2 separate regions of the Homo sapiens genome follow, and region 2 is linked to region 1. A link is an interaction called in ENCODE POLR2A ChIA-PET data of the cell type or tissue named here. Cell type or tissue: A673. All regions are shown on one strand. Region 1 overlaps FERMT2 (FERM domain containing kindlin 2). Region 2 overlaps LOC105370504 (a long non-coding RNA gene).

Region 1 (4,000 bases):
ATGTAACTGCTATTTTATAACTACTTGCTTAACAGTGATACTTAATTGTATATAGTACCCTACACCCTACTTTCTAGCACAGAATTTGCCAACTAACTTTTGGAAACAGAAAATTCTGATCTACCTTATAGAAGACAACCAAGGTTAGATGACTGATCACATATTACTTTTCTTTCCAGGAACAGAAAACTAAGGGCAGAAAAAGATAACCTGCAAAGAATGCTGGTAATCAAGTAGAGTTACTGTTGAGCTGAACTGAATGATCGGTAGGTAGTATATATAGGCTGAGCCTCCCTAATGTGAAACTCTGAAATCCAAAATGCTCAGAAAACAGGGGAAAAAAAAAAGTTTTAGACTTTAGAACATTTCAGATTTCAGATTTTTGGATTACGAATGCTCAACCGGTTAAGTACAATACAAATATTTCAAAATTCAAGATCAGAAACACTCTGGTCTCAAGCTTTCAGATAAGGAATATTCAACCTGTAATACTTTCTTTCTCACATCTAGTGTCAATGTCACCCACTAAGGAAGCTCCATCATATACTCCCCGTGGGGAGGCAAGGAGAAAAAGAGCTGTAAGAGCACTATGAGTCCACCAGCACATGTCACTTGGGTTCCTCCAGAAGGCATCCCTGACCTAAGAACTTGGGTGCAAGCAGCTTATTTGTGGGAAGGAAATCCCAGGAAGCACACTTGAGGGGATCAGTGAAAGTGAGATGGGGAGAAAAGCCAACTGGAGGTTCCTCACTGCTGTGAGCACCTGCAGTTCAGTCCTTCAGGGCATGCCTCAGAACTCTCCCACAGAGGAGAAAGATGAGGTATCTCTCCACTTCCTTGTTAAGGGTTACTCCTGGGGCCATTACATTAAAAACTCTTAACACTTCTTGGCTGCCAGCATGGGGCTGGCTGCCCTGCACTCAGGCAGAGCAAGCTCAGAGATCCCTGCACCTAAGGAAAAGAGCTTGTCAGCATGTTGGGGATCTGCCCACCAGGAGTGCAGGTGAACTACAGTGAAAGAGGGGGGCCTCCATAGCACCTGTTACAGCCTGAAAGGAATGTTTATTAAATTAAAAAAAAAAAACAGCTGTTTTATTGTAGAAGCAGGGCGCTGCAAAGACATAATAAAAGACAGGCTCAAACAATGTGGCCCAGGAGTAGGTGCTAAAACATAGAGGGCAAAGACACTAACGTGATAAGGAGCTTTTGGGTACAAAATTTACATATGGACACTAATAAAGAGGTAATGTGCCACCAACCACAAAATCTAAAGAATTTTTATAATGTGAGGTATGAAAAGGACTACTGGTCAAGAACTCGACTTTCCAAGTCAAAACTACATAAATGTGAAGCTGGAGGTTAGCAAACTATGAATGGCCCAAGGACCAAATCCTGCCTTCTGCCTTTTTATGGCTCACTAGCTAAGAACAGTTTTTGTACAGTCATGAGTCACTTAACAAGGGGGATAAGATCTGAGAAATGCGATGTTTGGCAAGTTCACTGTTGTGTGAACATCAACGAGCGTATTCACAAACCTAGACAGTATAGCCTACTACACACCTAGGTTATATGGTATGGCCTCTTGATTCTAGGATACAAACCTGTACATATGTTACTGTACTGAATGCTGTAGGCAACTGCAACACAGTGATAAATATTTGTGTAGCTAAGCATAGAAAAGGTATAGTAAAATTAAGGTATTATTAATCTTATGGGACCACGGTTGTATAGTCTGCTGTAGTTGACTGAAACACTGTTACATGGCTCCTGACTGTATTTTTAACTGGTGGGGGTTGGGGGGGGAATCCAAAGAACAGTATTTTACATAATTTTATATAAAGTTCAAATTTCAATGCCCATAAACAGTTTTATGAAACACAGCCACACTACTCTGTTCACACATTGTCTATGTCTACTTCTGCACCACAACATTAGACACAGACTGCATGGCGGCCCACAAAGCCCAAAAGCCCAAAATACCTACTATCCATACTTAAGAAAAAAGAAAGAAAAGAAAAGAAAACTTTGCAGGCCCCTGTTGTAAGCAGTGTTATCTTGCACTTAGATAATGGTACAATAAAATCTCAATTTTCCATCAATTAGGCTTCCAACTGTGACCTCAGAAACATATATCTCCCCTGATACTCATCCTTCCCTTTAAAACCTGTCCCTCCCCCATGAATTCCACCTCAGTTTCTCATCAAAGGAGCTATCAACCTGCACCCACCAAGAGAAGGGGATAGGATCCAAAGATTACATACTGGACATCCTATGAGTGGTCCGTTTACCCACAGAAAAAAAATAAGCTCTCTTACTGACTGGCAACGCTGGTAAAACTAGTCTTTTTTACCCAGAGAAACTAGTGGATGAGTAACAATATAGAAAAAAAATTACACAAAATAAAAGCAGAAATAGGAGACCAGAAAAAAATCAGAAGTGTCAATACCACTCATGGCAAAAGATAAAAACAGAAAAGTAGGTGTTCTGACAGCGAAGTAGAAGACAGTGTTAGAAGATGGGTAAGCTGGACTGTGGGGGCTTGTGACTTATGTTCAAATACTGGGCTTTTCAGTAGCATTCCTGAAGACTCAACACACTACCAACCTAGTCAGCACTACTTGCAGAGTAATCACTACCACAGAATAAGAACATCAGACGTGCTGAATTCGTGAATTCAACAAATACCTGTTGAACATGTACTGTGTGCAAGAAGGCACTGTTCTAGTGCTAGAGATATGATGATGAACAAAACAAAGTTCCAGCACCATTGAGGGAGACCAAGGTGGCTAGAGGAGAGGAAATGGAGATCAGCAGGAGGTGGCATCAGAGAGCCAGGCAGGAGCCTTGTAGGTCACAGTGCATGGTTTAGGTGTTACTATGTATGAGATAAGGCCCTAGAGCAGTAGTTTTCTGCCTGATTGGCATTAGAATCATCTGAGCAGCTTTTAAAAAATACTGATGCCTGGCCCCACCCTAAACTAGGGCTATTTTGGTTTGTGAACAGCTGTCTGTATTTTTTTTATGGGCAGATACTCCACCACCTTGGTGACATCTCTCAAACCAAATATATCAGAATCTCTGTGGGTCTAGGAAATGGTTTTAAGCAGTAGTCACTTGTTTCAAAATCATTACTGATAATTTTGAAGAAGTGTGGTGATGGGGGTATGCAAGAGTTCACTCTTGCAAGAGAGTGTGCAAGAAGTTAATGTGAGAGTGGAAATGACAACCATTTCAGTTATAATGGTTGGGAGGTGAGGAAGTACAAATAAGAAATACAGAAAACTTTTCCTGGATATTTTACTGCAGCAAGGAGAATAATAGCGATCAATAGATAGAATAATAGCTGGTAAATACACAGAATAATAGCTGGTAGATAGAAAGGAAATGGCAGACCCAAGGAGTATTTTTAGCTTCATTTTTAAAAAGGGAAAGCTATTACAGCATTATTTTAAAAGTGGCTGAAATGATTTCGTATTTCAGATCATTTATAATTATTTATAATTATCATTCACTAATTTGCCCTTCAGCAGAGTATCACTTCAAAACTTCCTAAAGACCCGACTGAGCCCCCTCAAACAGGCAAAGCAATGTTTTCCCAACTTCCAGAAAATTAGCTCTTTCTTTGGTGCTGGCTTTATATCACACTACCTATCTTATTTTGAAACTAACAGTATCTCCATATCAAGTCACACAATTGGCTCTGCTCAGACTATCACAAGAACATACCTATTCTATTCATTAGTAGCAAAAACAAATTGTATACACTGATGAAAATCCTGAGAAAAATGATGGTACACCAACTGAGAAGCATTTGCCCAGGCAAGCATAAAAACTAACTGCACATCAAAAAGTACTTAAAGGCCAGGAGCGGTGGCTCACACCTGTAATCCCAGTATGTTGGGAGGCCAAGGTGGGCAAATCACTTGAGGTCAGAAGTTGGAGTTTGAGACCAGCCTGGCCAATATGGTGAAACCCCATCTCTACTAAAAATACAAAAATT
Region 2 (4,000 bases), 610 kb after region 1:
GATAAATGTACATTTAGTGGTCTGCCAGCTTACCTGTTAAGTCAGTAGTAACATTCCAAGCCACCATCCATCAACTGGATATGGTCTACTATATTTTTAGATTCCATTTTTTAATGAATTAAAATTGAACAAGTCTGGCAGAATAAACTAATTTCCCAGAATGAATACCATGCCACCTGCCAAAATCTTCCTCATCCACCCTGTCACCTACTTCTCAAAGCATTCTTAGGTCTTCTAATCTGTAATGACTCCATTAACTCCTGTGCCTTCCTAGCATGGGTCATGTCTGTGTCAGCTCTTACGGGAGGTTAGCGACTATGGATGATGGTCATCCGGGAGCATGTCTGTCTTCCCCTGCAGAGAGGAGCCTAGTCTTAGTTGGCTTTGGGCCTGCCCACCTTACCTTGTAGAGTGCCATGCATGTAGGTACACAGAAATGCTTTTTAAATTGAATTACTATTTTTCTTCAGTAGACTATACACGGGAGGGAAAAAAAATGGTGGTGGCTTCTGAAGGGCATCTGGTGTTAATAAATGATGTCACAGAAAAAAATCAGAGCAAAGATCAGAGAGCTGGACGGCCGTACATGCTTTGCCACTGCATGGCTCTATGTGCCTTGGATGAGTCACTAAACTCTCCAAGCCTTTGTTCCCTTCTCTTTGTAATGAGAGAATGGGATGAGTTTGACATTATGCTTCTTTACAGCACTAAGATTCTAACATCTAAGGTAAGGTGCTGAGAACAACTTCAGGTAAATCAAGGAATGTGTTAAATTTTTAAAAAATTTTTATTTCTTTATTATAGAGGTAAAATGTACATATAAAATTTACCATCTTTACCATTTTTAAGTGTACAATTCAGTAGTAAAAATACATTTATATTCTTTTGTTTTTTTCTTTTCAGCCCCCCAACCCCCTTTCTGGCCTCTAGATGTTTTAAAATGGGAACCACATAAGTGGGTGATTCCAGGGCAAAAGAAGTCTATTCTATTTTGAGTGGTAAGGATTATTTTACATAACTATGGGATTCAGAATAAGGTATTTATCAAGTGTGTCTGTGGATGGTGTTTCAAATATGATTTAAATTGGCCAGGTGCAGTGGCTCACACCTGTAATCCCAGCACTTTGGGAGGCTGAGGCAGGCAGGTCACTTGACCCCAGGAGTTTGAGACCAGCCTTGCCAACATGGAGAAACCCCATCTCTACAAAAATACAAAAATTAGCTGTGTGTGGTGGCATGCTCCTGTAGTCCTGGCTACTCCGGGGGCTGAGGCAGGAGGATCCCTTGAATCCAGTAGGTGGAGGTTGGAGTGAGCCAAGACCATACCACTGTACTCCAGCCTGGGCGACAGAGTGAGACTCTGTCTCAAAAGAAAAAAAGGGTTAAGTTAAAAAAAACCTAGCATAAAAGGAGTAGTCCAAGATTATCTTCGCTTGGCCCATTGTACAGCTTACAAAATATGTCATATTAAAAATAAATACAACTTAGAGTTTTAATCAAGTCTGAATTTTGGTGGTAATTATTTTTGAAATCTCATCACACTTTTTTTATAAGACATTTTCATTTAAGAACAGTTTGGAGTTATCCCAGAAACTTGAATTATCCTTTAAAAGAGTATTACGTGAAATGTATTTTTATTAGTGGAGAAGAATAGAACTCTTTCACACGCGTTGGGTTAGTTTCATTTCCAAACTACAGACCCTTACCTTGTGGAGTCAAAGCAGAGATGGTAGGTACTTAATTGTACTCTTTGAATAGTGCGCACTGTACCAAATTATTTTATTGCTGGGTCCATTCTAATTTATTGAGACCACTGTAACATGATCTTGTTGGGTCATACATAAACTGTTCACTTCTCTCTATACTGATTTTACCAAATCTGCTATATACATCTAGCAATCCAGTCAATTTTGCAAACTATTTTATCAGGATTGACTTTCCATCTATCTTCTTGGGGACCAAGAAAGAAACTCAATAAATCTTTACCAGATGAAATCAACCCTTAAATGGGTGAACTATTTCCATTGTCCAGTTGTCCCAGTAAGTTTAAAGCAGAGAGTGTTTTTGACAGCTTTGTTAATTTAGCTCTTTTTTTTCTTGCTGGCAATTCAAGTATAATTGAATTCTAGTGTTGAGCTTTAAATATGTACTTGAGACTTGAAAAGGAAGCTTGATGAGGCGTGTGCTGCAGCATAACCTCTCAATTATTCACACATTTATGGGACTGTAATCACCAAGGCCTCTCATTGTAAACATTATGAACACTTTTATAACCAGACATTGATATGAGCTAATAGGCAGTGAATTACAACTCAAATGATGAAATTACAAACAGTAATCAGATGGTCAGGGTCATCAATCCTAATTAACACCATCATTTTTCAGTTCTAAAATCTCTGATTCTGTATCAAGTCACTTTTTAGTGTTACCTGAGTAATTTCCAAAACTTCAACTGGTAAAGGCTGACATGTTTGAGAATGATTCTAGAGCCTCAGAACTACTCACTGCCTACAATGAGGACAAGAAGTACTGCCATTTTTGTGTCTTGCTTTTAGATTGAAATAACTTATAAGTTATCTGTCTGTCATTTAGCATGATATAATAGCTGTGTTTAGTAAAGCATCCCAGATTGGCTTCTGCTAGTATAATACTTAACAGGATTGGAAGAAAATCCTGCATAAATGTGATTAGTGACCCTTACCTCCCTTTGTCCTTTTCTCCATTCCTGCCTACTATCAATAATTAATTGAGTCATTCAAAAAATATTGATTGCATCATAACCTTGTGTCAAACACTGTACTAGGCCCTGGGGAAATAATCCAGGCATGCTATCTCACCACCATTGTAAAGCTTTAGAATTGTAGTTCCAATGCTATCAAGGAAGATTTCAGACGTTATTGAATGAATTTATACTGAACACAATCTTTAAAGTCATGAAAAAAACAGCCACAATGGATTGACATATATTCTGTTAGAGTCAGTTGGGTAACCCACTTTCTTCTTGTTCTATGGTGGTTTGGGAGCAGAATTGGGAACAACAAGATTTCTGGTCATTTTTGTTCCTTTGTTTGAGATGTGTGGGGAGATGGGTGAGAAGATAATAGGGACTAGGAATTGCTTAAAACAACATTTTGAAAGAAAACTATGAACGGACTTGCTGTGCAGTTTCCCTATTTGCTCAAAGCTCTTCAGATAAGCAGTCACAAAAGTATCTATTTTCAGATTAAATGAACAAGAGAGATGTGCATGTAAGTTCTGCTATGGGTTGAAAATTGTGCATAGTTTATTATACATCTAGTTAATGTATGCATAATCATGGGTAACAAATGATCAGCAAGAACACAGCTGGGTTTAAACTTTCTTTTCTAAATCCCTTCTCACTAAGGGTTGTTGAAAACCCCAGAGTAGCTAATAAAATACATTAAAACTGATACTGAAAATGGTGACAGATACTAACAGCAGCATCTTCTTGAAATTAAATTTCTTCTTTTAGGTCCTTTAGCGGCTATTGCTTCTCTTCTGAGTGAACTTATTCTTTCATGAACTATTCTGGCATTGTCATTTCCACATATCAGGGCCCTGAGAGCATTTGCTCCAAGTTTATTTGAGGTGTGGTTTTGTTGTCATTGTTGCTGTTTAGTTTTAACCAATTTTATTTCCAACAATACCTTGCTTTATCTATTCAGTCTGAAAAATGCTTCCTGTAGCTACTTATTAGCAGGGAGCGACTTCTCTCTTTTTTTTCTGTGCACTCTCATAGTGTGAGATTTTTTTCTTGTAATAAAAAATATATAGAGAAGAGAAGACTTTTCCCTCTGAATTGTTTCCAGATTGAAGTGAAAATGGAGTCTCCCATTGTTGGAAGCACAGCTGCTGCCACATGTTCTGTGTCTGCTCCTGTGTCCTCACTGATGGGAGGGGCTTACTGGTATCATGTTTAGCCATTTTCATGCCGTGTTGTGAGCTGGCTTGGTTCTCTCCCCTCACGGCCCCTACAAAA

What was found. Peaks named below come from ENCODE experiments on the same cell type or tissue, not always from the same donor. Only the 100,000 strongest peaks of a DNase experiment are listed, where the experiment ranks them.
Region 2: POLR2A ChIA-PET joins it to region 1 with 5 read pairs; 2 of 35 experiments call an interaction of 5 or more read pairs at or near these places.

What each region holds. Positions count from the first base shown.
Region 1 is chr14:52,921,411-52,925,410 of GRCh38, forward strand. All of the region lies in intron 2 of FERMT2 (FERM domain containing kindlin 2), which reads right to left. The region is part of intron 2 of LOC105370500 (a long non-coding RNA gene); the gene reads left to right. Among named protein-coding and RNA genes, the nearest start is that of FERMT2, 28 kb to the right of the region's middle. In A673, no CTCF peak of the experiment used is centred here; no DNase peak of the experiment used is centred here; H3K27ac peaks cover 728 bases.
Region 2 is chr14:53,529,141-53,533,140 of GRCh38, forward strand. All of the region lies in intron 2 of LOC105370504 (a long non-coding RNA gene), which reads left to right. Among named protein-coding and RNA genes, the nearest start is that of LINC02331, 320 kb to the right of the region's middle. In A673, no CTCF peak of the experiment used is centred here; no DNase peak of the experiment used is centred here.